2 separate regions of the Mus musculus genome follow, and region 2 is linked to region 1. A link is a loop called in an ENCODE intact Hi-C map of the cell type or tissue named here. Cell type or tissue: left cerebral cortex. All regions are shown on one strand. Each heading gives the region's core, and the rest is flanking DNA. Links, peaks and the distances in the headings are about the cores only.

What was found. Peaks named below come from ENCODE experiments on the same cell type or tissue, not always from the same donor. Only the 100,000 strongest peaks of a DNase experiment are listed, where the experiment ranks them.
Region 2: it touches region 1 in a loop (2.4-fold over the local background); 2 of 42 quality-filtered maps call a loop at or near these places.

Annotation. Positions count from the first base shown.
Region 1 is chr13:6,252,374-6,268,536 of GRCm38, reverse strand. No RefSeq gene overlaps it. Among named protein-coding and RNA genes, the nearest start is that of Gm35615, 29 kb to the left of the region's middle. In left cerebral cortex, for the core only: no CTCF peak of the experiment used is centred there; DNase peaks (open chromatin) are centred at 5,062, 6,911 and 8,002; H3K27ac peaks cover 1,466 bases.
Region 2 is chr13:6,330,324-6,346,486 of GRCm38, reverse strand. No RefSeq gene overlaps it. Among named protein-coding and RNA genes, the nearest start is that of Gm35671, 31 kb to the right of the region's middle. In left cerebral cortex, for the core only: a CTCF peak has its summit at 6,930; DNase peaks (open chromatin) are centred at 5,197, 5,715, 6,035 and 8,051; H3K27ac peaks cover 5,039 bases.

The sequences.
Region 1 (16,163 bases), core at 3,702-11,701:
CCTTTCCACGGGTCTTGAACCCGAGGAAAAGTTTAGGTCAGGTAAGAATACCTGGGGAGAGATTAGAAGGAAAGAAAAGAAAAAAGATCAATTAGCGGAGGTTTCTAGGAGAAGGAGCCTATACTCATCACTAGATGAGCTCAAGGAGCCAGTTCTTAATAGTTCTGAATCAGATGAAAAGGCTATTAGGGCCTGGAAGGCGCTCTCCCGAGCAGGTGAAGCCACTGGACAACTAACAAAGATCGTCCAGAGACCTCAGGAGTCATTCTCAGATTTTGTGGCCAGAATGACAGAGGCAGCAGAGCGTATTTTTGGAGATTCAGAGCAAGCCGCACCTCTGGTAGAATAGCTTATTTATGAGCAAGCCACGCAGGAATGCAGAGCGGCCATAGCCCCAAGAAAGAACAAAGGTTTACAAGACTGGCTCAGGGTTTGTCGGGAGCTTGGGGGACCTCTCACCAATGCAGGCTTAGCGGCCGCCATCCTCCAATCCCAAAAACGCTCCATGGGCAGAAATTAATCAACGCATAGATCTTGTCCAGGAAAAACTAGATGTATTATGGCAAATAGCTCAGCTGGGATGTGAACAAAAGTTTCCGGGATTGTCCGTTACTTCCATTCAGTATGAGAAATTTACTAGGGCAGCTAATTTGTTAAAAAGTCTTTCTCAGTATATGTTACAGAATTGGACGGCTGAATTTGAACAGACCCTTCGGGAATTGAGACTTGCCATTATTCAGGTCAACTCCACGTGCTTGGACCTGTCCCTGATCAAAGGATTACCCAATTGGATCTCCTCAGCATTTTCCTTCTTTAAAGAATGGGTATGGGTGGGATTATTTGGAGATATACTTTGCTGTGGATTAGTGTTGCTTCTCTGGTTGGTCTGTAAGCTTAAGGCCCAAACTAGGAGAGACAAGGTGGTTATTGCCCAGGCACTTGCAGCTCTAGAACATGGTGCTTCCCCTGATATATGGTTATCTATGCTTAAGCAATAGGTCGCTGGCCATTCAGCTCTTGCACCCCACGAGGCTAGTCTCATTGCACGGGATAGAGTGAGTGTGCTTCAGCAGCCCGAGAGAGTTGCACGGCTAAGCACTGCAATAGAAGGGCTCTGCGGCATATATGAGCCTATTCTAGGGAGACATGTCATCTTTCAAGAAGGTTGAGTGTCCAAGTGTCCTTCTCCCCAGGAAAAACGACACGGGAGCAGGTCAGGGTTGCTCTGGGTAAAAGCCTGTGAGCCTAAGAGCTAATCCTGTACATGGCTCCTTTACCTGCACACTGGGGATTTGACCTCTATCTCCACTCTCATTAATATGGGTGGCCTATTGCTCTTATTAAAAGAAAAGGGGGATCTGTGGGAAGCCGCCCTCACATTTGCCATTATAAGATGGCACTGACAGCTGTGTTCTAAGTGGTAAACATAATCTGCACACGTGCAGGGGCAGTTTTCCCGCCATGTGTTCTGCCTTTCTCATGATGACAACTGGGCCAATGGGCTGCAGCCAATCAGGGAGTAATACGTCCTAGGCGGAGGATAATTCTCCTTAAAAGGGACGGGGTTTTGCCATTCTTTCTCTTGCTTTCTTGTTCTTTTTGCTCTCTTGCTCTGGCTCTTGCACTCTAGCGCTCTTGCTCTCTGGCTCCTGAAGATGTAAGCAATAAAGCTTTTGCCGCAGAAGATTCCGGTTTGTTGCGTTCTTCCTGGCCGGTCGCGTGAACACGTGTAAGAATTCCATACAATCAAATGTCCCCGTGACACACAGAGGAAAGATAGAGAGGGTATCATGTCCCTCTTTGATGTCTGAGAGTTGTGCTCAGTGGGCATATTTCCTCTTTGTTCAAGAAAAGGATTCTTTGAATAAGGGTTGGTAAGTGGATGTAGAAGGAAAAGGTGACAAACTGAGTCTTACAAGGGCCTACTGGCACAATCAGGAGCTTTTAGGTATCATTTGATTCTACAGAATCAACAGGAGTTTGACTGAAGTCAAGCACATTTTCATTTCCAATAGAGGAGCTGTGAGATGTCTCAGTGGGTAAAAATTCTGGCTGTCTAAATATAGGGACCTGGGTTTGGATCTTAGAGCTCAGGTAGGAAAACAAAAAACAAACAAACAAACAAAAAACAGACAACCACCAACCATAACAAAGAAACAAACAACTCTACCAAATTGTCTTAGGGTTAGCATTACCAAAAAGTAAGTTGGGGAGGAAAGGGTTTATTCAGCTTACTCCTTCACATTGTTGTTCATCACCAAAGGAAGTCAGGACAGGGACTCAAACAGGGTAGGAACCTGGAGGCAGGAACTGATGGAGAGACCATGGTGCTGCTTACTGGCTTACTACTCATGGCTTGCTCAGCCTGCTTGCTGACAGCATTCAGGACCATTGGGTGAGGGATGGCACCCTCTACAAGGGGGTGGACCCTCCCTCAGCCATCACTAAGAAATTGCTCTACAGAGGAATCTCAGTTGAGGGTTCCTCCTTTCATATAACTCTAGCTTGTGTCACATTGGCATAAGTCTAGTTAGCCCTACAAGGCTTGCCCTCACATGCCTGTAAAGCATGCTCTGAGGTGGACAGAGATGGGAGGCTCACTGAAGCTTGCTGGTACGTAGCCTTGCAGTGAGAGACTGTCTCAAAACCAACAAAATGGAGAGTGATACAAAGCAGGATAGCTGACATCTTGCTCTGGCCTTTGAAAGTGTACTCGTTTGCACACATGCATACACCAGAATGTGTACATCACACACACGTGCACATACACACACACTCCAGCCACATAAATAAATAAATAAATAAATAAATAAATAAATAAATAAGATGCAGAGCACAATTAAGAAGGTGGTTTAAGAGTGGGCTAGTTTGGGAATGAATTTAGGCATGAAGCAGAAATTTAGCACATAGAGGTGAGAATATAAACCACAGGAAATGGGAAGACGTCTAAGGAGAAAGGACAGTCATAAGACGCTTATGCCTGACTCCAGGGAGAGTCCCATCCTGCTTAGGCATCTTGATACTAGTGCTCTGCTCCAACATTACAGGGAGAACAGGGATTTCAAATGCAAGCTCTTTTATTTCATTTATTGAAAGGGAGAATAAAGATTGGTGGAGATTTGTGTATCAACCAAGGGAATCATTGAAAATTGTTGAAGACGAGTTATGACTGCGTGAAAATTTGCTAAATTGTTTTTTCTAATACAGCACGTTCAGAATGCTCTGTTGTACAATGTCCTTTAAAATAGCAAATAAATCAGATGATATCTTCCTTGAATCCCAATTAGACTTACTAGTTTGAGATATTTTGAAAGTCATTGTGTTCATCTAGTCAACCAGGGGCACAGAAGGTGGCATCTTAATGACTCAGGTTCAAATCTTGGTTATTCCATGACCAGCTGTTGAGCTTTTGTAGCCTCTTTGACTGGAGTCCTTTCAATGTCATACAGGGATTAAGATGTAGCACACCCATCAGCAACTAGAACACTGTCTAGGATAACACAAGCATCCAGTGAATGCCTAATGCATGCAAGGACAAGGAAGAAAGGCATGAATGAATAGGGGAGCTGGCAGTAATTATATTTCATAAGCATCCACATTTTTAAAAGTCAGCTTTAAGACCACATGGAATGAGGGTTCCTCTTCTGCACTCATATCTTGCCCTTCGTTTAGAAATGGGGAACACAGAGTCTGGATTGTTGGGTTTTAAGAATCAAGGCTTCAAGTCATACTCCATGGTTCTCCTTTGTCAATTAGCATTTAGGAGACTATTTTTGTTAAGATTTGTATACACAGTTTGAGAGTTAAAAAAAAATAACGAAGTCTGATTTAGAATGAATGGCAGGTGTGGATCAGATCATGGAAACAAAATACTTCAGAATGGGTGGTTTAAACAATTGGAAAAAGTTTGCTCACAATTTCAGTCTGGAAAGTTCAAAGTCAGAGACAGCAGTTTCAGAATGTCATGAAAGTCCTGGTTTTCAGAGGGCGGTCTTCTTGCTATGTCCTCAGAGGGCATCGGAAAGCAGAGACAGGAAGAAAACAAGGATTCCAGGTTTTATTTTAAACAGGAATCCCATGCAAAAGTACTCCACTTCTTGACCACACCACCCACCCAACCCCATCTCCAAACATAGTTATTCTGGAGGCCAGGGTCTCAGTACATATTTTGAAGATTCAGAAATCTTAAAGTTATAAGTGATGTCATTTTTTTTAAAGAAAACAGTCTGCAATATTTAGCACAACACCTGGCATTTACTTGCTAGAAGCTTATCATTTAATGAACTAAACTTATTTTAGATAAATTCTAACCATAATTCATATTATACTTGACTTTGGAGAAATGTTTACTGTGGAATGGGAACTGCAAAATTATCTAGGAGCTTTTCACAATCGCTGCCTGTGATAGACATATGTATGAACATGCAAATGTACACATAAATGAACACATTAATGCATATATACACTCATCACCACACACACACACAAACACACACACACACACACACACACACTATGCTCACAAGTACATGGATGACCTAGTGAAATAATCACATCTTAGCACATTCTAACCCTCTGGAGTGATGATGCACAGAACTATGGAAACAGTTCTCTAAGACACATGCATTATTACATCACACACTGCTTAGTTTCCGCCTTGTTTCAATGAAAACACCATGTAGTACCTTTCCCTGTATTTGAGACAAGGTCTTGCTATGTAGACTTCACTGGACTGGTACTCACTATAAAACCCAGGGTGGTTTCAAACTCATGGTAATCCTCCTGCCACATGTTCCAAACTATTGAGACGACAGGTGTATACAACCTTTTCTGGCCTTGTGCAACCCTTACAAGTCAAGAGACTATAACAATCTTAATCATATTAATTGACAAATACTGTTACCTTGGGGGGGGCACTAATTAACCAGTGTCCTAACACAGGAATCTCACACTTACTGACTCCAGGAATAACATATGGTCTTCTCCATACCAGGTGTTCTAACATCCCACTTTGTGCATTCTGAGGCTGTGTGGGATGAGTGCCATACGTATGCTATGTTACATGGCCACTCAAACAAACATATCTTACCCGGAGGCCAAATGAAGTCATTATGGAGATGAGTAGGCTATTTACGTCTACATGCAATGATGAAACTGTGCTTTCACAAGACAACTGATCTGAGGCTGTGCATGGGTTCCAGAACCTTCCTGGTTTTGAGCAAAGCTTCGTGGATGTGCACATCTTGTTCAGTATTGTGCTAATTCACATCTCCTTCCACATCAGCACAGACCTTCAAGGCTCCATCAGATCAACCCCTAACAAAAGCTCAGCTTTCCCAGGCTCAGTCCCCACTTTCAAGTGATGCCTTTGTTATCTGAAAGCCTTTAAAGTGAGCACGCCCCCCCCACCCAACCTTGGAGATGAGTGTTGCTGCAAAGTGTAGAAGGCTGCTGGCCCTAAGGAGAAGTGTGGTAATGTCCTCTGCTAGTGGCACAGTGAAGTAGCTAAAGGAGCTCTAAGAGTAAGAAAATTGACTCTGGGGAAAGAGCCCCTTGTCTGGATGCTCTCCAGATAGTCTCCAGTGACATTATTGCTCTCGCTGGAGTGTGTCAGACTGCAAAGGATATAAAGTGAATGGGTAACAATATGTGCTATGTAGGGACAGACAATAGTCATTAAATCCCAAACTTTCAACTTGTTAGATGCACAACAACAGATAAGGTATTCAATGTCCTAAATGCTTATTTTTCTAATTTTTAATATTTGTTAATTATGAAGTGAGTGCATTGCTCATAGGGATTCTTCTGTCAATGTTGGAAGGTAGGAGGATGAAAAGATGGAGAAAGAAACAGGGAGGGGAGAAATAGAAAAGGAAAGAGAACAGAGTGAAGTCCACACTTGCCTCTGATGATGCTAATCTTGATTGTCAATTTGACATGATCTAGATCAATCTTGGAGACAACTTTCTGGGGGTGTCGGGGAGGTAGTGTCTAGATTACTTTAATTAAGGTAAGAAGACACACACTAAATATGTGAGCCACCATTTCCAAGGCTGTGTGTAGTTCCAGAGAATGGAAGGAAAGCTACATCTGAGTGCCAGTGACTGGTGTTCATCTTTCTCCGCTTCCTGACTGGAAATACAATGTAACCAGCCACTCTCACCATGTGGGGAATATACCCCAAATTGTACCCCCAGATAAACCTATTCTTTTCTTGATTTTTTTTCTGCTAGGTTTTAAGAGTCTCAAGAACAAGGATGGTAATAACCACACCTCTACGCTCTGTCCCTGCCGGGTGAGCACTGAGCAACTCAGGGTGAAACACAATATGAAGAGGACAGTACTCTCTTCGGTGTAGTATCAGAGGAGCATTTCACAAACCCAGCTCCGAGTATTCACAGCAAAAGTCTCAACTCAATATTCTTTTCACTTTGTGTGAAAACAATGGGAGCTGATGTTTATAAGCCCAGAGAAATGGCGAGCATTAAGTATTGCTTGTTAATTTCAGATTACAGTAGAAGGGATGATAACAAATGGAGGCTTCTCCCTGGTTCTTATTTACCTTTCGGGTAATATATGAACAAAAGGGAGGTGATAAAATTAGAAGACATCCCATTTAAAACAGCTAAGAGGAGCATTGTACTGTTTACATGCCAAGCAATTACCTGGTATAAGTCTTTGCTACAGGATATTATTGTGACAAACAGTTTCAAGTAAGAATTAGGCATTCATAATAAGAACAACAGGTGTAGTCACAACATTCCAATCGAATTACAAACCCTATCCATCTGCATGCAGGATGCTTATTTAAACTGCAAAGTAAAGAAAATACAGCCTGAAATCTAAAGCTTAGCATCTCCCAGTTTCACTAACGCTCTCAGTTCCACTTTGACTGTATGAGAGGAACTGTTCTTTCTGTCCACACGCTTTAGTTTTTCTATTCCAGATCATTTCCATTTTGCTTCAATACTTAATGTATTACATTCACTCTTCCTTTAGGAGTTCTGTCTAAATTAACTTGAAGAGAACAGCACCGCTAAGAGTATGTAGACATTAAGGATGATGAAGGGGTTGCCCTGGTCACAAAACAAGATGAGTCAACCTTCAATAATGTTGGCGGCAGTGTCTCAAATTATTGGCTACACTGAAAAAAATAACCAAATCTCTTTCTATGTTGTTATGTCTTTTCTTATAAACTGGTTGTAGCCAGTATAAATAGAACCCATTCTCTAAAATGTCTGAATTTAAATTCTATTAGGGAAATCAGCCAGCAGTCTAAAATGACTGACTGTTGGGCTCCCCTTTTCTCACTGTCTTCTTGGTAACAACGCACACTACAGACCAACAAGGACTTTGGTCAGATCAGTAATTTACCATTGTAAACACTACAACAGCAACAACCAAAATCCAAAACAACTGTATTTACTGATTTCTAGTCTGTTAAATTAATGTAGAAAAAGGTGCTTATGTATATAGATACAACTTGACTAAGCCTGGCTTGTCTAAACTGTTACATAGTTAGAATTACACCTTCTAGGAGGCAGTAAGGTAGCTTATTCAGAAAGCTTCTTAATATTTATGAATTGACAATGCAATGTACATACATAAACATATTTGGTATTAAGTATGGATTTACATAATTCTTTAAGTCTGCTTTTAATATGAACCAAATGAAAACAACCTTGTGCTTATTAGGTTGTTTATAATACCTTTGCATTCCTATTGAACATGTTGTTTTGCTTTGCTAAACTGAATGCAAACTCAGCCTAAGTAGTCATCAAAATAAACTGACTTTTAACATTTTCGCACATTTTAAAAATCACTCTATAGCTTGAGGAGTAGGGCTGAGTCTATAAATGAACCGTTAGTCATAGATATAAATATTCTTTTTGTTTTTAAAGAGTGCCAAGAAGGCAAGGAATGAGCAAGGATTCTATTTCCATATTCTGGAATATTTACCAAGGGAATTTCAAAGCACTCCATTTTACCAGCTGCCCATTCCCTTGGGAGCCATTACTAAATTAAAGTGAAGTTCAACATTCACACACACACACACACACACACACACACACACACACACACACACACACAGTGTACTAAACATTTTCCCTTTGAGATCAACAGAGGTATTCTCAGAGGAAAGTTGAGCCAGTCCAGCAAACATCACTCCCACTTCCGTCATTGCTAGTCTCCTCAAGTTCTATATCCCACACTCAAACTAACTGCTTCCTGCCTCATGGTTTTTCTGCTCCTGATTTCCAGTTGTTGTCTGCCCTTTGCTCCTTGTTCTTAGCCCTATAATTGCCTTATTTGGACAACTAATCCTCACCCAAATTCTAATCTCTGTTCTCCTCCTGTTTTGCTTCTAAAGAAATGTGATTCCTGCTGATGACGACAATTCATCTGTTTGTGATTAAACACTTCCTGGATCATGAAATATCATTTCTGGGAATCTACCCCCAAGAAATAGATGTTCATATGTCAAAGAGATATCCACAAGCCCATGTTTCTTACAGCAGCACTTTTTAAATTAGGCAGAGTATGGAATGAGCAGAGGTATGAAAGAATGAAAGAACAGATAACTGGATAATGGATATATACTGTTCAATTTAATGTAGAAAGATAACTTCTACATAACCCCACTTATAGGAGATATCTGAAAATGTTGAACTTATGAATGCAATATCAGAGTGGTAGTTATAGTGGTTGTGAATGTAAGACTCTGGCGAGCCTTAGGTTAGTAGGGACTCCCTGAGTGAATGACACAGAGATGGGAATCAATGCAAATAGCAAGAGGGATTTATTGTTTCAACATGTTGAGGTCGCCCTGCACATGGAGAGAGAGAAAGGCCATGCGTAGCCTGTCCAGCGAGCCATACAGTTCTACAAGTAGCAGCCATTAGGCACAATGTGATTCGCAGAAAAGTATGACTTTTAAACTAATTGGTCTATAGGGAATGAGGTGGGTGGCCAATGATAGCAGAATGTGCCTATGAGATCTGGTGGTCGGTTCCTCCTCCCTGTGGTCTGAGGAATGTAATTAGTCCCTCCCTTCCAGAGGGGAGGGGTCCTGTAGAATTTTCTAAAGTTCCTGAGCTGACCTCTTCATGAGTACGGTTTTGGAAAGATGGAGGAATGTTGGTCAAATCAACAAATTTACAGTTAGATTAGAAGAGTAAATTCAAGAGGTCTATTGTATAGTACAGCGAATATAATAAGTATCAATGCATCATGTTCTCAAAATATTCAAAACAAGAATTAGAGGGAAGTCATAGAGTTGTGATGAACACAGAAAGTATAAAAACAAAAATGGAAACAAAAAACCCATGATGGCACATGATGGTAAACTCCATTAATTGGGCAGCTCAAGCAGAAAGATCTCACCTTACAAGCCCATGTAGTCTACCCAGAGGATTCATGTACAGCCTGCAGAATTTAGCAAGACTCTGCTCCAAAATGAAAGTAATTATAGCAACAATAACAAAGGGTTGAAGATGTAGCTCAGTAGATGAGTACTTAGCATACGCATGGTTCTGAGTCCCACATCTAACATTGCTGTCAGTCAATCCCACATGTAGCTACTTTGTGCTATGGTATTCAAAGGTCAGGAATGAGTGCTCAAAGTGACTTTGGCCTTGTCAAGACAATAGATACTGTCTGTGCCTTGTAGATGAAAAATTCAATATGAACTGAAGTAATCAGAATCTTCAGAGGGCCTGACAGAAATTTTCTTGATGTTGAAAAATAGAATCAGACAGTCACAGAGAAAGGCTGATGGCAATCTTGTTGAAGAAAACAGAAGAAAAAAATACTTAGGGTGGCTTCTAATATGAAACAGACCAGTGTGTTGGCTTACTGGTTATCTCCCACTGTGCAATATGTTGTCTCAGTATTGGCAGCTTGAAACAACACACATTTATCATCTGACATATTTTGTAGAACATGACTCTTTGTGGAGCCAAGCTGGCCCAGGGCTCCTTAGAGGCTCACAATTAGGGTGGAGTTCTCGTTGGAAAGTTCTACTTCAATGTCCTCTGCTTCTGAGCTCCCTTCCATGGATATAGCCAGGATTGTTTCTCCAGGATTGGTAGACTTATCTCCAGTCTAAATTAGTAAAATCTAGACTGTTAGCTGAGACAACCCTATTGTCCTCACCCAGTGGATCCTCTAATAGATAAGGCATAGAAGAAAGCCAGGGAGAGACAAAAGGAGGCAAAACCTAATCATAACCTAATCTCAAAAGTGACAACTCTCAATACTGTAATAAATAACAAAGGATTATACAGAAGAGATGAGGATCATTAGGGACAAATTATTTTCCATTAGATATTTTCCATAAACTTCTCAGGATCCTGCACTTGGTGCTAAAATTATATATAAATTTCTTTGTGTGTGTGTGTGTGGTGTGTAATCTTAGTGGATATACTCTGACTAATGTCCAAATGGCTCCACTGCCATGACTATGACAAAGCATCAGGTCAAAACCTCATACTTCTGAAAAGACCTTAGACAACATATTAACAAGTTTGATTAGAGCCTGGGCCAGGGGGCTGGAGGTGGGTCAATCAGTAAAGCAGCTGCCTTATAAGCACAGAGATCCAAGTAGGATTGCCAGAACCTAAATGAAAATTATGGGCATGGTGAAGGCATGCTTTTGCAATCCCTTTGCTAATGTAGCAGAGATAGGTGGATCCTGAGGGCTAGCCAGGGTAGCCTAATTAGTGAGCCTCAGGTGAATGATAGGCCTCATATTAAAGAATGTAGACAACATTTCTGGTTTCCATATGCATGACCATATAATCTTCCTTCCTTCCTTCCTTCCTTCCTTCCTTCCTTCCTTCCTTCCTTCCTTCCTTCCTCCCTCCCTCCCTCCCTCCCTCCCTCCCTCCCTCCCTCTCTCTCTCTCTCTCTCTCTCTCTCTCTCTCTCTCTCTCTCTCTCTCTCTCTCTCGTATTCAATACTTTCATATTCAGTGGGTCTCATGGGACATTTTTGTGGTTTTCTGCAAAAAGGCGGAGGATGAGTTTTGGGAAATGTTTCTGTCATGCAGAGTTCTACAGAAGCCTTTACTATGTCTTGTATGCTCTAGGGAAAGGCAAGTCCATTGAGTGGGTGATCGTGAATGTTTGCCTTGCCCTAGCTTGTCTCCTTACACTGTACATGAAGGCTGAAAGGCATCTTTGTAGAACTGTCCATAAGCAGACATGCATTTCTGGTATAGCACAACCTTCCTCACTCACTACTCCAGCGGTGGACAGGGTATAGCTCTGACTTTGGTACATAAAACTAAAATGAGTCATCCAAACCTATCTGAATGTTACTATGCTGTGATATGCAGAAAAGACAAAGTTTCTCAAGTGCTTCTGATTTAGTTAATGGTCCTGTATCTGCCTTGTATCTGAGACATTATGATGGTTTTTCTCTGTAATGTTCTCCCCATGAGGTCAAGATTTTAACATGTAATCCAATGTTTGTAGCACCATGCTGAAGGCTAGAAGTTTTTATAGATTGGTACCTGAGTTGTGGAAATAGGTTACTATGGAGATACTCACCACCCTTGATTCTCATCTCATTTCCTCCACTATTTGGTTAGGTATTGTTCTAGCTCAAATTTTTTTGTTGCTATACCAATAACCTAGCCAAAAAAAAAATCACTTAGGGGAAAAAGAGTTTATTTAGTTCACAGTTCCTGGTTACAATCCATCATAAAAAAGAAGGCAAGGTGGCAGGAATTTAAAATAGCTAATCACATCCCATCCACATTCAAGAGCAGAGAAAGTATCAGTGTAAACATGATTCTTCATGCTCAGCACCCTTGCTACACTTACACAGACAGAACCTCCTGGCTATAGCATGGTGCCACCCACTGTAGACTAGGTCTTTCTATATTAATTAATAATTAAGACCCTCATAGACATGCCCACAGGAAAACAGATTTAGAAGATTTCTAATTGAACCTCTCTTCTCAAGTGATTCTAAATTATGTCTACTAGGCAATTAAAACTGTGACAGCCCTCATGTAAAAAAGCGTTTGCCACATGCCACATTGTTATGAAGTGCTTGAGTCCTCTGAAATCCTGAGCAAAAATAAACCCTTACTTTAGGTTGTTTATGTCAGGCTGGAGTGATGACTCAGTGGGTAAAGTGCTTGGTTGCTATATAAACATAAGGACTTGGAATTTAGATCTCTATCACCCATGGAAAGGCCAGGCATAGCAGCACATATTTCCAACCTAATTAGGAGTCAGAGACAAGTGGACTCCAGGAGTTCACTGTTCAGTAAGCTTAGCCAAACATCCAGATCAAGGGTCAGTGAGAGACTTTGTTACCACTCCCTCAAATAAGGTAATGAGTGATAGAGAAAGATAACCAATGTCAACCTCTTTTCTCCAAATGTGCATGCACCACACACATACAGATTTTTATGAAAAGTTGTTTCTGACATATATTGGTCATGATGAGAACAGTTAACTAATGTGAAGGTTAACACATACTTGCTTACCTCATTTCCTGCCTTTCAGGAGTCTTATTCTTATCTTGTTGGATAGAAAGCAGGACATGACTCAATGGTAGTGTGGTTATATTGACTTTAACCTAAGTGCTATGGAGGTAGTCCAAGGCAGAGGAGTAATTCTACTAGAGGAATTATACATATTGGGAAATAGGTAGGACATGAGATATTTCTCAAGTGACATATAATCAACTCCTCAGATGATGTCACTGGATGAGTATTCAGATTTCCCATCAGGGGATGGATCCTACACTCTATATTAAAAAGTAATGTCAAATCCCTGTGGTCTTACTTTCTACTATTCTCAATGCTCCCATGGCTAGATGAAATACCATGGGTAGCCAATAGTAGTAGCGATGTGTCTCTGTGCTTGAACGCTGTTTGAAGACAAACCTTCTTGAAGACTTTGTATGAGCCTCTGCAAGGGAAAGGTCTGGAAAGACAATTATACGCAGTGCATTTCAACCCATATGGCTGAGTCATGTAGAGAAAAGGATCAAGGTCACATTGTGGGGATATCCCGAGGTGCAGGACAAGGAAGTTAAGTCCTCTTCCTTTCACCCAGCTGGCTCATTCCCAAGGCAGAATTGCCAGATGGATGAACTCATACAGATCTAAAAGGAACCATACAAATGGTTGTTTTATTCGCAGTCATCAGATGTCAATTTCACCTCTCCTTATACTTCTGTCTATAGATAATTTGAACCATTTCAGGTGATAAGAGGCCTGTTAAAACCATTATGTTGTTGTTGTTATTGGGGTTTTTGTTTGTGTGTGTAGTGTGTGTATGTGTGTATAAACTGTAACTCATTTATTTTCACAAGACATTACCCATAAATTGTGTATTGAAATCCTATGGGCAAAACTCCCACTAGAATTTGCCTCCCTTGGCAGATGAGTAAGCCGACACATTGCGTGCTAACCTCATAGTTTTCTCTTTATAGAAAAATCAACCCCTTGGGGGAAAGCAGACATCATGCCTCTTGTATCCTCAAATCCTGAGAACTCGTAGGCCTGAACTAAAAGAGCTGGAAGATCCATCTTGAGGAATGTCTATGACCTCTTGGTGTTTGTTCTTTGGCTGTCAGATTTGTAAATACCTCCACAGTCTCACTGATGGAGTGCATCCTGCTTGTTGCTGATTGTGGACTCTGTGTGACAGGCCTGCTGAGAGCTCACTGAGAAGACAGGAATGTGTTAGGGAGTCACATTATACTTAGAACATTACACGTGTCATTGTACCTCAGTCTAAATACAAACTCAGGCTCCTAACTTTATCCAATTTCTACAAATAAATACATTGGTTATTTTTCTCATTCCTCTGACTACAAAACTATACAAAAGCAACTTAAGGGTCAAAAAGATTTATTTTGGCTCATGGTTTCAGAGAGGAAGTTCATCATTGGCAGGAAGGCATGGAAAACTAGTTCAATGGATGTGGGAATGGAGAGCAGAGTACTTCAAACATGGTGAAGCAAGAATCAAAGTATCACCTTTAATGTCTTGTGCTTACCAGATAGGAACAGCACCCAGAGGATCCACAGTCTGTCAAGGAGCATCACCCACTGAGGACCAATCACATGCACCCATTGGAGGCAGTTTGCATTCAAATCATGAAGAGAAGGAAAGCAACACTTTTCTTGGGTTTGGTGACCTTCTAGAAGTTTCACAGGCTCTAAAAAATGAAGTTGTAATCCTACTTATTTCATCTAGCTTGGAGTCTGCCATTTGCACTGGACAGCTCACCTGTCTCATGGACACCACAGCAATTTTGTTTCCTCTGCCTATTAGCCTCAACATCAATCTCTTTCTCATGCCTTCCTGTACATCAAACTCTCTACCTCAGTTACCTTCTTCTCTGGATGGGAATCTAGGTCTACTCCTTATTGTCAATAGCTTGAATCTGCTTTCTCTCCACTTTCTCCCTCATTAACAAGACAATGTGGTCAATATCTCTTTTGCAAGTTATTAAGGAGATGAGATGAATTGCTTCTTATTAACATTGTGTGTACAGTGTTAGTATGTAGTGCCCATGCCCTGGTGTGTATTTGAAGGTTAAAGGACATCTTTGTGAAGTTGATTCTGTGCTTCCATTTTTTCTATGGGTTCCAGAGATTGAATTCAGGCCACAAGGCTTACACAGTAAGAGCTTTTCGAGTCTGAGCCAAGTCCCTAGCCCAAGATGAAATGCTTCTTATAGATTTCTAGTTCCTTCACTCTCCTTACAGAGAAGTGTTATTCCTAAACCTCCTACACATGAGTATCCCCCAATTAACGTATCAAAAGGCATATTGGTGTAAACATAATTCAGATTAACAGCCCAAGGCACACAACTTCTGTTCAAAGAAAACCTTTCCTTCAATATGTGAACTTCAAAGGTTTAGAGGCCTGGAGATTAACTGGCAATAATGAGATGAACAAAAGAGTCAGGATTTATACATGTATTTGAACAACCATTCAATAAATAGGAAATATTGGAAGATAAGCAGCTGAAGGAAGGTGATACTGATTTGTGCTAATTTTTTGAGGTGGTATCATGGTGGGGAAAATATCATGGTTGACTGCTACATGGTAGAAAGAGAGAGCTAAAACCATGTGCTTGTATATCACATGACTCATAAATATAAATATTTTTAATAGAAAGGGGTTTAGCTGTTATTCTCAAGGCCTGAGCCTCCCTTCCCAGGTAATCTATTTCCTGTAATCAGAAAATAGATTCCACAGCTTCCCAATTTCTCATGACAGCACTGCTCCTAGCTGTAGAGCAATTGTTCACACACATGTGCTTGTGAGAAACATTTACATTGAAACCATAATGGTCCATGAAGACTCAAGAATGAAGCAGTTTATGTATCATTCTTAACAACCCAAACCACCAGAATAAGAGCTTCCATGGAAACCTACGTATAACTTTTTTTTCTTTGTTTTTGTTGTTGTTGTTTGCTTGTTTTATGCTGATGTTCCACTGAACCTACATTTCTACTTCTTGGTGCTAAGAGTCGTATTTTTTCTTTTTCAAAAAGAGAAAGAGTTAACAGTGGCTCTAGTTCTTAGAATATCTAGTCATGTTTAAATATCATTTAGTTCTGGGACTCCTATTAGGAAGTTTCTTGCTGAAAGTAATTTTAGTTCTTTCTTTCCAGAACCTTACAGTTTCTCCTGGTTGAAGCAAGAGTGTAAAGCATAGATAGAAGAAAAGTATCAAGGTTAATGTGCGAAAGGAACCACTTTGCAGAAACTTGTCCCATCAGGGCTCTGTATAAGAGACAAGGGATGCAATCCCAAAGAAAGCAATGTACACATGTCATGAAAAGTAAGTTCTACTTACTGACATAGAAAATCCTGGTATGTGTTTCTGTTGGAAAGGAAAGACCCAGGATTTGAGCATTGGACCAGACCCAGTTCTCTAGCCCTCCCCTTTCTTTGGGGCTGATTTCTTCATTCTTAATAAATTGTTTTAGTCACTGTCTGTGTGCTCCTGGTCCAGTTCTTTGTTCTGCAACACAAGAAGTTAAAAATTTCAGTGGGTATTCCTATACTCAGCTTGTGACTCTAAAGGAATCACGTAGATAGTTTGTTAAGAGAGGATTCTGGCATCAGGTACATTTTCAGAGTACTTGACTTAGTAGATAAAGATTGGCCCCTTAAGTTA
Region 2 (16,163 bases), core at 2,872-10,871, 79 kb before region 1:
CTCTCTGTTTTTATTTTTTTCCTCTGTGTGTAGGTGTTATGAATGCAATGAAGGATAGAACCATTTTCACTGTGTACCATAAGTTTGTGTGAGTTGTGTATTTATTTTCATTCAGCAGTATGAAGTCTTTAATTTCTGTCTTGACCTATATGACACTCAAAGAGAGTTGTTGAGTGTTTATGCTTTCTCTTGTTGTTGATATCCACTTTATTCTTGGTGCAGATAGGATGTACAGTGTTTTTTCAATTTTCTTGCATCTTCTGAGATTTGTTTTGTGTCTGAGTGTGTGGTCAGTCAGTTTTGGAGAAAGTTCAGGGAGGTGTTGAGAAGAAGGTGTGTATGTATGTGTATGTATGTGTGTGTGTATATATATATATATATATATATATATATAAATGCTCTGTAAATATTTGTTAGGTCCATTTGGTTTGTAACATCAGTCAGCTTAATCATGTCTTGTCTGGATGATCTATCTGACTCTTGGAGTCATGGGGTATTGAAGTCTCTCATTTCACAGTATGAGGACCAATATGTGATTTAAGCTGCAATAGTGTTTTCTTTTCTCTTTTAAAAAAATGTACCTAGGAGTTATCTGTGTGATTCATGGATGTTAAGAAGTACAATGTTCTCTTGGTGGAATTTTCCTTTGATGAGGATGTAGTTTTCTTCCCTATTTCTTCTGATTAGTTTTGGTTAGAAGTTAATGTTGGTTTTAAAATGGCTGCATTCCAGCTTCCTTCTTAGGTTCATTTGCTTGGAATATCTTTTCCATCCTTTTACCCTGAAGAGATATCTCTCTTTGCTATTACTGAGTGTTTCTTGGATGCAACAGAAGGATGGAACCTGTTTTTGCATCCATTCTGTTAGTCTGTGTCTTTTTATTGGAGAATTGAGACCATTAATGTCATATGATTTCAAAAAGCAGTGTTTACCTGTTTCTCCTCTTTTGAACTGCTGGACTGGGATTATTTATTCCCTGTATTTTCTTGGGTGTGGTTACCTCTTTAGGGTGGTGTTTTACTTTGAGTAACTTCTGAATGTCTGGATTTCTAGATAGATATTGCTTAAAATTGATTTTATCATGGATTGTCTTATTTTCTCTATCTATTGTGACTGAAAGTTTTGCTGGCTATAGTAGCCAGGGTTGACATTTGCAGTCTCTTAGCACCTATAGAAGATTTGGGCCCTTCTGGCTTTTAGAGTCTCCATTGAGAAGTCAGATGTTATTCTTAGAGTCCTGATTTTATATGTTATTTGATCTTTTTTCTTGCAGGTTTTAATATTATATATGTGTGTGTGTGTGTGTGTGTGTGTATGTGTATATATATATATATATATATATATATATATATACACACACACACACATATATATATACATACATATATATATATATATATATATATATATATATATATATATATATATTTGGTGTTCTTATGTTCTTGAACATTTATAGGTATCTCCTTTTTTAGGTTATGGAAATTTTCTTCTATGAATTTTGGAAAATATTTTCTGTGCTTTTGAAATGAATTTCTTCTTCCTTCTTTATTCTTATTATTCTTAGATTTGGCATTTTTACAGTGTCCTAGATTTCCTAGATATTTGGATTTAACATTTTCTTTGCCTAAGGTATCTATTTCTTCTATTGTGTCTTCAGTATGTGAGATTCTCTCTTCCTTTTCTTATATTCTGTTAGTAACCTTGCCTCTGTGGTTTCCTAACTATTTCGTTTCCATATTTCTGTGCAGTTTGGGTTTTCTCTATTGATTATTATTTCCACTTTCCTGTCTTGAGATTTTTTTTCCCATCTCCTTTCACTGTTTTTGCTTTCATAGATTTCTTTAAGGAAATCATTTATTCACTCTTTAGGGACCTCTATCATAATTATAAAGGTTATTTTAAGCTAATTTTCTTGTGTGTCAGCTCTATTGCAATATTCAGGGCTTGCTGTGTTAGGGTTGCTGGGCTCTAGTGTAAGACAGGTTGTCCTAGCCATTATTGACTGTGTTTTTATACTAATATTTATGTATCTGGGAGTGGGAAGATTATAATTCTAGTTGCTGACATCTGGTTTTGTCTTTATTAACTATTTTGTTCCTTGCTTTCTATCACCCTGCCCTTTCTGATTTGTAGGAGAGGGGCTATATGTTGCCTGGTAGAAAATTCTTCTGGAATCCTAATGATGTGGCCACTTGGAGTTCCAAGTTAAATGTGTTTCTAGTTACTGTGAGCTGACATGTAGGAATGGGGATGGGCTAGGAAGGAGGCTTTCAGAGGCTCTGCAGGAGAGGTGACATCAGGATATTTTACCAGGAGCTACTTAATTCCCAGAGAACAGAGGCAGAAAATGAGGAGAGGTCTCAGCAGGCTTCAAAACTGGGAATGATAATGGGGATTAGATTTGCAGGAATTTAAGGGGGAAGTGAAGGCCTGCAGTTAGCCTACCTGTTTCAGTGGTCAAAATGAAATTGACAGGCTCTCAAATCAATCCATTTTCTTTAAAATTATTTCAATACTTAATGGGAGAAGGTTTTTGTTAGTTTTCTAAAAAAAATTTAATTTTTATTGTGTTTTTCTGTCTTTGAAACAAGGTCTTCAGACCAGATTGGCTTGTCAGTATACAGTTTTTCTACACTTAGGCTGGCATCAAACTCACAGAAGTCTCTGCGTATGGGTATATAGGATATGTGTGTGTGTTTTGTATGCACATGTATTCTGTAGGCATATCCATGACATACCTACACATGAATGCATATACATGGAGGCCAAAAGTTGACAGTGAGTATCTTTTATTACTCCTCACCTTATTTCCTTGAGACAGGGACTCTCAAGCCCCAGAGGTCCTCCTGTCTTCCCTCTCCCTGTGCTGCCAATAAGAGTCTACTTGGTCACACCTTATCATTTTGGTCCTAGAATTTGTAGTAGATGAAGCTGATCTCAAAGTCATAGAGATCCACCTGCCTCTCTCTCTTGAGTGCTGGGATTAAAGGCACGCGCTGCTACTACTGAGCACAGCTTGGATTTTATGTGTGTGCTCTGGATTCAAACTCAGGTGCCCACTCTTGTGCAGCCAGCACTCTCCTGCCAGGCCATCTTCTCAGCCCCATGTCGCACAAAAGTTGCTGTCTTGGGTTCAAAGTAAGCACATTAGCATCCTCTATGGAACTGTCTTTAACGAATAGTGCGACACTTTCCCTTGGTTTCTTCTTTGCTTTTCCGTTTTCCTTCAGGACCAGTTTCATAGGACACTATAAAAATGCTTAGGTAAAATGGGTCTTAACTGTCGTGTGGGTCATTTGAAGTGTAGTTAACCGAGTTCTTACTTCAGAATGTCTATTGTTGGCTTCTAGAACCATAAAACTAAAATGTGCCTTTTCAGTTTTACAAACTTCCTGAATGAATGGATATTCGATACCTGCTTTCTTCAAATGCTTTCCTCTCTTCTCAAGCTGCTAGTCTTTTCTTAGTATTTTAGGTAAGTTTCTCATCCTTCACCATGGAACACAGGGCCCTTCAGGATGGGGTCCACACACTTCTTACTGACTCTCTTCCACTTCTCAGTCACTGTTTTCCCACACCGCATTTTAAAAAATGTCAAACAGCACTTTTTGAAACTGCAGTAAGTGACTGTGTCCCTCTTACTTTCTCCAGCATGTGCCCATTTTTGTCTTTGGTAGATCTTGGCAGGGTTTTGCCCACCTTGTATAAAAAGGTAGCCTGCCACAGCTATGTAACTATTGGGTGTTGGATAGTGCGCTCCTATCTCAAGATCCTGAAACAGTCGCAGAAGCACTAAAGAATTAAGGAGCACCAAAGGTCAGTCCTGCACTGGAGCAGAAAATGAAAATCTGGCCACCTTCTCTTCCACAATCTTGTTCCATTAATGGAAATCACCAGAAGCTCGGGAGTCCAGGAAGGCGATCACAGCACCCAGCTTCCTAAAGCACAGAACAGGGTGGAGAAGGTACTGGATTCATCTGCAGGTGATGCATACTTTGTCAGGTATGATTTCTGGAAACTCTGATGTTCCCTTAAGGTGGAGAAATGACTGCTCCAGGCTGTTCTACCACTACCACCCATAAAACTGCACCGTGCAACTGAATACTTTTTGATCTCCTCCATGGACACTTGATTGAGTGAAGTAAGGTACTGTATGAATCCCTGATTTGGGGGACTGGTGGTGTCATTTTAGCTGATGACAAAGGCAGGCAACCATGAGTTGAGGGTCACCATAGAGCTAGGCTGGAGGAACGCAGATATGTGAAGGTGGTGGTGGTGGTGGTGGGGATACTGGAGAAGCCTTTACTAGGAGTAGAAATTACAATTCAGTTCCAAAGGGAAGAAATTCTTTCCATTTGTTTAATTCTTCTTAAATTAAAAGAGTACATTTTTATTGCGTATATATTGGCACCATTTTCTTTAATTCCCCTTTCCCATTTCTTCTGTTTTTAAGAATAGATTGTGTTTTGAAATTTAAACTTATTTTTGATACGTTTAAAGGTATAGATAGTGCAACCTGATTTACTTGAGCACCCCTACCCTACCTCTTTGTTTCCTTTGCCTTGAGAAACGTCTTATTCTACACTGTATGGCTCAGGCTGGTCCTCAGCTTGCTCTATAACTCCAGATGGACTTGAAGCCACAGTAACCCTTCTATCTTAACCCTAGGCACTGGCTTTACCTGCATGAGTCACAAGGCCAGACAAGAAACTTTTTCTTTTTTGCTGACTCCTACTTTGGAGATCATGTGTATTAGATTTATGTATCTCATTATTCTTATTTAAAATCCATATGTAATACTTAAGTATCTAAAATTCTGGCTTCATAAGCATTCTTTATGAAGAGTTTCCCTATTGTTCCTCCCCATGTGAGTCTGAGATGGCATGTACTGTGATACCTTTATGGTACACACACACACACAATTTTCAAATGAGGACATTCATTACAATTCATTAAATTTGCTCATAAAATGAGCTTGATATCCCTCGGGCTAGGTCCATTAAATGAATCTATTTGGCTCAATTATGAATCAGTTTTTTTCTTATATTCAAAAGGCAGCTTCTATGAGTTACTGTGAGCAAAGAGGCCTCACAAGACAGATTCAGGAATGCAGCAGCCAAAACCCAGGGCCTGCACAGAAATTCCTGAATAAAAATATCACAGAGGGAGAGGGAGGACCATATGTCTGTCTGCTGGTGTTCTGTGCTTGGCACCGGCTGAGATCCCAAGGGCTGACTTGTGCAGGAGGTAATTATATCATGGCACATCGTGCTTAGAGGTGTTGACTGCAGAATCTGTGTGAGCTAGTGACACAGGCTCTTGCAGGTTGATCAGAGAAAATCTATTTTGCTATTACCCACTGAAAGATGTGAGACACTTTCATTATCTTTAAGAAGCTACAACTTGGATGATAAAAACTTAGATGCAAGGTGTTCTTCTATATTCCCTTTACTTCTAAAATTAAAAGCAGTCCCCCAACATGGCTCACTGTATTCATTCCGATTTCTATCTCTTCACTTCTTTTTAAATTTCCCGAGGTGGAGCATTATTGTTATGGTTACTGTAGACGAATTTTATAGCAATATCAAAATGATAATACATGTATAGTAGAGTATGTATCTCACGCTAGCCTTGAAAACACTATGTAGTTAAGGATGATTCTGAGTGTCGGGTCTTCCTATCTCCACCTCTTAAGTTGCATGGATCATATCAAGGCCATGTGCTACCACCTTCAGTTCATGTGAGACTGGAGACTGAACCCTGGGCTTCACAAATGGTAGGTGAACACTCTGAAAATTGAGCTACATGCCCAGCCCATACTGCTGGTGCTGGTACTACAAAATAATAATAAAATACATTTTTAAAAGTCACATGAAATTACAGTAGGAAGAATGCTTGTTCTCAGAATATATGGCACCAGCAGTGTCATTTCTATAACTTGTCTCCATTCAAAAGTACATCCCTGGCGCTGGTAGTTTTCTAACACTCAGTGGAAAATGTGCCCTTTGTCTCTCGCCAGGTGTGTCGCATTTCAGGTTATTTGCTCATCTGATTTCACAGCCTGGGGCTGCCAGCACAGCAGTGAAAAGCTGCCAGCACCCATCATGTGGCAAGAGCAGAGGGAGGAAGGAGCTGTTCACAAGTGACAGCTGAGAATGCCTGGAGGTCTTAGGGTGAGAGCACGTGACCCGCTTCATGGAAATTAACCAAAGAGAAAACCCAGAAAGAACAGCATGCAATTCGATGGGCAGGTATTCTGTCCCACAATATTGATTCTGAACATCATCTCCTGAGGATTCCTCGCTTAATTCCTGGTGGGCTTTGGAGACCCAGAACATGCTCTAAAATGATTTATAGTTACCTATAAAGTAAAAAATAATCTAATAAAAATACACTCCACTATCTCTTAATACTTTTAAATCTTCAGCAAATTTTAAATAGTGAAGGAAGGAGGTTATTGGAAGAATGGAAACTCATCACATCAGCTTGTCCCAATGAATTTTCATTTTTAAAATGTCCTTGCTTGAAATCATCTTTAAATATGTGTATATGTTTGTGTCTGCATGTATGTCTTGCCCATAGAGGCCAGAAGGAGTTGTATCCTTTGGAGCTGGAGTTATTAGGTGGTTTCAAGCTCAGCACCAAGGGTGCTGAGATTGAAATTTGCAACCTTGGCAAAAGCAAGTGCTCTAAATTGCCCAGCCATCTTTGCAGCCCCCTATTAAAAAAAAAGTAAGATGTATGTATGTATGTATGGTGTATGTTTGAGAGCCCACATATGCTATAGTGCAAGTATGTAGGTAGGAGGACAGCTTGCAGGAGTTGGTTCTGTCCTTCTACCATGCTGGTCCTGTGGGTTAGACTGCGGTCCTCAGGCTTGGCAGCAAGTGTCTTTTTCTGTTGAGCCATTTCACCAGCCCCTAGTGGATTTTTACAGGCATTGTTATTATCATCCTTTTGGATATCTACCCTAATGTCTTTTGTAATTTGATTTTAAAAGTATTATTTTTATCAGTATAGTCACAGGAAGTTGTAAAACTAGTTTGCAGTCTCATTCCTTTTAGCTGGCTTCTCCCCATGATGTCATCCTATATAGTTGTAGTCAAAAGTCAAATCCAGGATTTGGATTTTGGGGTTTCTCTTGCTCTTAGCCAGAAGGTGGGGAGGCATTTACCCTAGAGACATTATAGTTTACTGTGTCACATAGACCTTATTTGGCATTTATCTATTTTTACATTTATTTGTTTGTGTGTAGGTATGTGTAGTGTTATACAATCCCCCCACGCCCAGAAATGCTCACTTGTGGTGCTCCTCCACTCCCATCCCTGGTGCCTGTCCCCTGGCCACAGTCACTGTCTCCTCCATCTCTGGTATCATTTTGAAAATGATAAATAAAAAGCAAACACCAGGGGACCTTTCAAGGTTGACATTTTCCACCTGGAGAGCTACCTCACTGCAGCGTATGTTACAAAGCAGCTGCTTTTTCCTGTTAGTCACCATCCATTTTATGGGTGAGCTGTGGTGTCTATGGTGCCTTTCAGGCATACCAGAAAGAAGGTTTGAATCCTTTTTTTTTTCTGGTACGAGGACAGATTTTGTACTTGTCATGTGCATGCTCAGTCTTTCCTTCCCAGAGAGCATGCCCTAACCTACACTTGCAGAGTTACATGAGAAGTTCTTGTTTAGTGTTGCAAGAAAGCAACATATTCTCTTGAGGGTGGTCCCTCCTCAATGCCCTGCATGAGTGGTTCACCTTCCCCTCATCATCACCAGCAGCTGGGATCCTGAAACCATTTCATTTCAGTTTCACTGATTGGCAGCAACTGGCAGCCCCTCAGCTACTTCATTACATCACACCAATGGCTAATGGGGTTGGGCTGATTTTAATGGTTAGTCTCTTACTTGTATCCTTTGTTCTTCAGGGAAATGCTCTCTAAGTGAGTTGTTTAGATTTTACTGTGGTGCTTAAAAGCCTGAAGTTGGTCTTTTTATCCATTTTCCCAGTTTTTCCACAGCATCTGATTTTGATGTTGATAAAGCTCACTGTCCCAGTTTCCCCTTATGGAGTCGGTGTTCTATTCTCAAACTATTCAACTGACTGAGATCTGAAAATTGTGTTCTAGCTTCCCAAAAACTTGAATTCAAATTTGTGATAAGCACTGAGTCTGGCATGGCCTTGGTGGGGACAAAATGACATGTTTCCTGTTCCTGGTACAGAACCAGTGAACATGGGTCTCCTCAAGAGGCAATGGCTGTCATCGGCATAAGGCTTATTTGTATAATGTCCATATGTTCACATTTCTTAGAGGACTGTCCTCCCTGTTAATGTTAATGACTCCATGATCACCTGAGACAGCATGAATCTGAGAGGTCGAGGTGTGGCTAATGTCTCAGCAAAATAGTAGACACTGGGACCTTCAGGACAGTTCTTAAGGCTGTGGAAAAGAACTCTAAAAACATGAGTTTGAAAGTATATAATTTCTCTCCATTTTCTGAAATCTTCGATTTCTTTCTTGAGAGACTTCAAGTTATTATCATACAGGTCTTTCACTTGTTTGGTTAGAGTTACCCCAAGATATTTTATATTATTTGTGGCTATTATTTTTCAGCCTGTTTATCATTTGTATAAGGAAGGCTACTGATTTATTTCAGTTAATTTTATATCTAGCCACTTTGCTGAAGTTGTTTATCAGCTAGAGAATTTCTCTGGTAGAATTTTTAGGGTTGCTTATGTATGCTAACATATCATCTTCAAATAGTGAAACCTTTATTTCTTCTTTGCCAATTTGTATCCACTTGATATCTTTTTGTTGTTCTATTATTCTAGCTAGCACTTCAAGTACTATATGGAATAGATATGGGGAGTGAAGAGAAAGTGGGAAAGAGCCTTGAACTCATTGGCACAGAAGGAAATTTTCTAAACAGAATTCTAATGGCTCAGGCTCTATGATCAAAAATTGATAAATGGGACCTCATGAAACTGGAAGTGTCTGTAAGACACTTTCAATAGTCAATAAGACAAATTGGCAACCAACAGATTGGGAAAAAATCTTCACTAACCCCACATCTGATAGAGGGCTAATATCCAAAACATATAACGAACTCAAGAAGTTAATCAACAAAAAACCAAACAACCCAATCAAAAAATGAGGTAAAGAACTGAACTGAGAATTCACAACTGAGAAATCTGGAATGACTGAGAAGCACCTAAAGAAATGTTTAAACTCCTTAGTGATCAGAGAAATGCAAATCAAAATGACCCTGAGATTCCACCTTACACCAATCAGAATGGCTAAGATTAAAACCACAGGCAGCAACACATGTTGGAGAGGATGTGGAGAAAGAGGAACACTCCTCCATTGCTTGTGGGATTGCAAACTGGTACAACCACTCTGGAAATCAATTTGGAGGTTCCTCAGGAAATTGGAAATAGATCTATCTGAAGACCCAGCAATAGCACTCTAGGGAATATACCCAAAAGATGCCCTACCATGCCTTATTTGTGATAGCCAGAAGCTAGAAACAACCCTGATGTTCCACGACAGAAGAATGGATACAGAAAATGTGGTTCAATTATACAATGGAATACTACTCAGCTATTAAGAACAAGGACATCCTGAGATTTGCAGGCAATTGGATGGAACTAGAAAATATCATCCTCAGTGAGGTAACTCAGACCCAAAAAGACATGGTATGTACTCACTAATAAGTGAATGTTAGCCAAAAAAAAAAAAAAAAAAAAAAAGAAAGAAAAAGAAAAGAAAAAGTACAGAATACCCAAGGTACAGTCCACAGAACTCAAAAAGGTCAACAAGCTGTAGTGCCCAAGTGAGGACATCTCAGTCCCACTTGGGAGGAAGAAGAAACCAATCAAAATTGGGGAAAGAAGGAGGGACCTGGGAGGGAAAATGGACTCCAGGGCAGGGAGGGATTGGGAAGAAGAGGGGGAGCTACTCTTGTATTGGGTGAGGGAAAAGGACTGAAGACCTGAGGGCCAGCAGAAAGAATGGAGACAGTTAACTTTGGGAGATAGGAGGTTGTGGGGACCCTCCAGAATTCACCAGAGACCTGGGAGGTGAGAGATCTCAGGATGCAGGGGGGGGGGGGCGCTTAGAGGAAATGCTTGATAGTAGGGAAAGGGAACTTATAGAGCTCACCTCCAACAGGAAGACAGGAAGGCATCAAATGACAGAGAGGGGGACCATCCCACAGTCACAACTCTGTTCCTGTCTGAAAGAATTACAGGGATGGAAATGGAGAGGAGCCTGAGGAAAAGAAGGTCCAGTGACAGGCTGAAAGTGGGATCCAGCTCAGGGGAAGGTCCCAAGACCTGACACTATTACTGAGGCTATGGATCACTCACTAAAATGAATCTAGCATGACTGCACTGTGGAAGATCCAACAAGCAGCTGAAAGAGTCAGATGCAGATATTTGCATCGTTAACCAATGGATGAAAGCAGCTGGCCCTTGTTGAGTTAGGGAGAATGGAAGAAGCTGAGGAGAAGGGTGATCTCGTACGAGGGCCAGCAGTCTCAATTCATCTGGATCTCTGAGATCTCTCCAACACTGGACCACCAAACAGACAGCATACACCAGCTGACATGAGGCCCCCAGGACACATATAGTAGAGGACTGCTGGGTCTGTGTTCATTCAGAGATGATGCACCTAACTCTCAAGAGACTGGAGACCCCAGAGAGTTTACAGGTCAGGTGGGTTGGCGGGTGGGGGACATCCTTATAGAGACAGGGGTGGTGAGGAGGTATGGGATGTGAAACAGTTAGAGGGAGGATGGGGTGGAGGTGGAATAGAATATGGAGTGTAAAAAAATAATTAATTAAAAAAGAAAGTATGTAATTTCTCAACTATGCCAAAAATAAAGATGCAATATGAATTACGTGAGGGGCTTCATGAATCTGAAGGAGCAAAGGCAGCTGCATTAATGGGGCAGCTTGTCAGAAAGATACAAAGGCAGGCATATTCTGGAGTTCAAGGTCAGCCTGGGGCACAGTGAGTCCAAACACAGGTGTGGTAGAAATGAAAATTTCAGGGCAGAGTCTGTCTCAGCTAGTTTATCCTCTGTATTTAGCAGAGGCGGGCAGATCTCTGAATTCTTTCAAAAGGAAATGTATGCTTGCTGTTTTCTAAGAATTAAGGGAGGACTGGGATCATGGGATGCTGATTCATAGAATACTGTCATGGTTTGTATATTCTTGGACCAGGGAATGGCACCAATTGGAGGTGTGGCCTTGTTGTAATAGGTGTGACCTGGTTGGAGTAGGTGTGTCACTGTGGGAGTGGGCTTAAGACCCTCACCCTAGTTGCCTGGAATTCAGTCTTCCACTAGCAGCCTTTGGGTGAAGATGTAGAACTCTCAGTTCTGCCTGCGCCATGCCTGCCTAGATACTGCCATGCTCCCACCTTGATAATAATGGACTGAACCTCTGAACCTGTAAGCCAGCCCCAATGAAATGTTCTTTTTTTTTTTTTTTTTTTTTTAAGACTTGCCTTGGTCATGGTGTCTGTTCACAGCAGTAAAACCCTAACTAAGACAGAAAATTAAAAGACTAGATTAATTCTTAGGATCAGTAAAAGACTAGATTGATATGTAAAATAGGAGCTAAAGGGAACTGCAACCCTATAGGTGGAACAACAATATGAACTAACCAGTACCCGGGAGCTCTTGTCTTTAGCTGCATATGTATCAAAAGATGGCCTAGTCAGCCATCACTGCAAAGAGAGGCCCATTGGACTTGCAAACTTTATATGCCCCAGTACAGGGGAACGCCAGGGCCAAAAAGGGGGAGTGGGTGGGTAGGGGATTGGGGGGGTGGGTATGGGGGACCTTTGGGATAGCATTGAAAATGTAAACGAGGAAAATACCTAATAATAAAAAAAAAGTTTGTATTCCCTTAGCAATGTAAGAAAAAAAAAAAAAAAAGGATGGCAACTCCATCTTGTTTCTTGGGACCATTTGCTTAGAATACTCTGAGATAGTGTCTGTCTCTGTTATAATACCAAATACAGGTTTGTTTTTTAATTTTTGATGTATTTTAGATATCAAAAATAGGAAAATTCTTTACATCAAATAATGTGTATAGTTCTATCTAAATGGTGTAAATTTTACTTTTAAAATTATTTTGTCATTTTTGTATTGAAAATAATTTCTGTTGTAAAAGCAAAAAAAAAAAAAAAAAAAAGACTGGACTTGTGATCTGCAGGAGATGAGATATCCAGAGAATTGTTTAGATTAGCAAAAGAGAGTTGCTTGGAGAACTCTCTCAAGCAAAGGAGAGAGAGAGAGAGAGAGAGAGAGAGAGAGAGAGAGAGAGAGAATGAGAACTGCCTGGAAATCTCCAGAAAAAGCAGATCAGAGAGAAAGCACACTGGAAAGCTGTCTCCAGCAGAGAATAGGCCATCAGCTTGGACCCACAACTTGACTTTGATTGGCTTGTTTTCTAAGCTCCCTGACATCCCTTTCCTCAGAACCCCTCTCCAAATCAAGGGTGGTCCTTGGCAGGTATCTTTACATTAATTGTTTCATACAATATAATGTTCACAGTTTTACTCTTTGTTTTTCTCATAATCCATTAGCTAACTGTGCCTGTTTCTCTTTTATCTATCACCTGCCTTATCTATCTATCTATCTATCTATCTATCTATCTATCTATCTATCATCTATCTACCTAATCTAATCTATCTATATCTCCATCTATCTATGTCATCTATCTATCTATCTATAGCTACCTATCTCTAATCTGCCTATCAACCTTATGTGATATATACTTATATGTAGGCATGCATCTATTTATCAGCTGTTTATCTGTCATCTGTATATCTATCATATGTATCTGTCATAATTATCTATCTATAATCCATCACACACACACACACACACACACGTGCGCTCGTGCGTGCGTACTCACCACACACACACACACACACACACACACACACACACACACACACACAGAGGTGTATGTGTCTATCTATCTCATAGTTCCAGAACTGTTTTTCTTTGTTTAATTGTGCCAAAACACAGGGTATAACCTATACTAGGCTCATCATTTATTAGCTGTATTGTTTGATGCCAGGAAACTCTTTTCTGTATGTAAATCCCATGATATTCACAGAATGTCTTTATCTTCATAACTAGAATTTTACATATATTAAACAACAGTCCCCAAATTTTTGTCTCTTCAGCTGTTACATGTGAGTGGGACATCATACTCAGGTACTCATGCTTGCAAGCCAAGCCCTTACTGACTGACCACCTACTAAGCCCTCAAATGTAATCTTGTAACCAAATGTTTCTCTTCTTTCAGAATGAATAACATTTGATTGTATGTACAGACCACATGGTTTACCCAAAGGAACTAAAAGCAGGATTCTGAAGAGATATTAAAATGCCCATTTCTTACAAGAGCATTGTATGCAAAGCTTTCGGCAGCACATTGTTTAGAAAAATAGCCTTTCTCCCAAATTGCCTTTGTTCCTTTAACAACCTATCTCGTGAGTTTATGCTATTCTGTGCTTGGGTTCTCTTCTTGCTTGGGCTGTGTGTGTTTCTCCACCAGTGTCATACTCATTAATCATTATATCTTTGTAATAAATCTAATAAGGCATATCTTCCAATTTCAAAGAATTATTTAAACTATTCTACTTTCTTATTTTTCTATATCAATGTTAGCACAAATAATTCTATGGCTATGAAGCACTGTGTAAAGACTGTGAGAAGAACTTCTTTGCTCAGGGAAAAGTAATACATTAACTTTGCTAATCCTTTCAAATACTGAATATGCTTGGCTTTCCACTGCTCTAGATCTTTAATTTGACAGTCCTCCACCTCATGGTGTGTGTGTGTGTGTGTGTGTGCGCGCGTGTGTGTGCGTGTGTGCCCGTATGTCCATGCTTATGCAGACTTATAGGTGTGCATGTGATGTGGATGGGTAGAGATCACCTTCTGGTTTCATTCCTCATAAATTATCCATCTTTCTTTGATATAGAAAGAAACTTGGGGCTCACTAAGTAGGTTAGTCTGTCCAATGGAGATTAAAAGCATATGTCACCATGCCAGGCTTTTTACATGGGAGCGGGGCATCATATTCAGGTATTCAGACTTGCAAGCCAAGCCCTTACTGACTGACCATCTCAGCTTTCCAATGTGATTTTCAATTATGCACAGAACTTCTTTTTTTAATGATTGGTTGAAATTTATGGAACCATTACTAAGCAGCACAAATGACTGAGACTGTTTCCAGTGATGTGTTAAAACTGGCTTGTTCCAATGCAAGTGAGTCAATAGCACACAACCCCTCCTAGCTCTGGGCTCAGTTTTGTCCTCTGGCACCTACAAACTGATCCCAGGAAGAACATTTACACCATGAAGTTGACCAATGCTGTGAGAAGATTTTTCTTTCCCTCCTTTCCCTTTTCCTTGCTTCATCTTTTTCTCCCTTCTCTCCTCCCTATTTCCCTGTCTTCTTACCATCTTTTCCTTACCTTCCTTTTCCATCTCCCTTTAAAGGGTGACCAACATGGAGAGGCAGACCACAGAGCCTAGCTAACAACTGGCTCACCCACACAGGGGAAGATTAAACACTTCCACCTACTTCACTTCATGTCTCTATAGAAGGAAGTGTTGTTCCCACTATGAATTCTCTCTCAAACTCATGACCTTTATTTCTTAAATTGCACACACACACACACACACACACACACACACACAAATTGCACACACACACACACACACACACACACGCACACACACACGCACACATGCACACATGCATGTATATACACACACACACACACACACACACACACACACACACTCACTCACCAAGGCTCAGTCTGTAGAATTATATTTATATATGATTTCAGAGATGACCATTTGATATTAGATAACCAATTGGGGGCCCTTTGTTGGGAAGAAACTAATTATTAACCACTCCCGTGATTTCTTAGTTGGCTGTAATTGTCATTGAGGCATTATGAAATTTTCTCCTTCTGTGTTAACATGAGTTTTGTTATATTCTTTATTCATATACAATTAAAAACTCTATCTGGAAATGTTTCTTATTACAGAAAATTGGTCATGGTAAACTCTTTAGTCTTGCTTGGAGGAAGAGACAGGGTGGCATGGTATCTTTCAAGGCCACTGTCAAATCTGTGACTCTGTGATTAGTATAAATAATTGATGCTCCAGATTGACATCATCCATACCCCTCCCACATCCAGGGCAGATTAGATTCATGAAGACAATTATTTTGTAGAGAATTCCGTGTTGCAGACACCAGGATAGGGTGATTAGATACTAGGATATTTCTCTTTGTGCTGCTGTGAAGTGAGTTGAGGGTGTTTGAACCACTTTGTCTCAGGTCTCCTCTATAATTCTCCCTGCAAGCTCTGTGCTGATTAATGTACACTGATTTACTTGCTCCTTTTTGTTTCTTGCTCTTAAACAATAGATCATTCTTCAAGTCCCTTATTTTAGTCCCCAGTTGTATCAGTCTTGGTAATTTACATAGAGCTATATTGCAATGTTACAGAATCTGTTGTAATTATCATTCTGTGCTAGTAAAAACAACAACAACCACACACACACAGAGACAGACACACAGACACTGAGAGAATGGTTTTTTCTGAAAATAGTTCATGTGTACTCAATGAACACAGAACAAGTCAAGCACATCCTAGAACTGAAGAGGACCCGGACTTTGTCATGATCAATAACCAAAGCTTGGAATTCAGCCCTTAATATTGACCTTCACCCTCAATATGCAAGTCCCCTATGCCAGAAGCACAGCCCATCACCTGCATTTAGTTCTGTTGCTCATTTTCTTCAATTTTCACTCTATTTATAGTTGAAAACTCTCCATCTCCCCCTGTTGAAATACATTAGTTGCTATGGAAACTGTGATGTCAGCAGCATGGATGCAGTCAGATGACATGTACAATTGCTGAGCACAGTTGGCATATCCACAGGAGGAACTGGTGTCATGGCTGTGGAGGTCCTTGAAGGGCAGGATGGAGATAGTCATTGAGGCGGCAGACAACATAACTGCCAGGAAGACACACCACACTGTAGGTGAGAAGTTCAGAATGAGGGGAGAGCTAAGAGAAGGCTACCCACAGTGAGGCGAAGCTCCCCTAATGGTA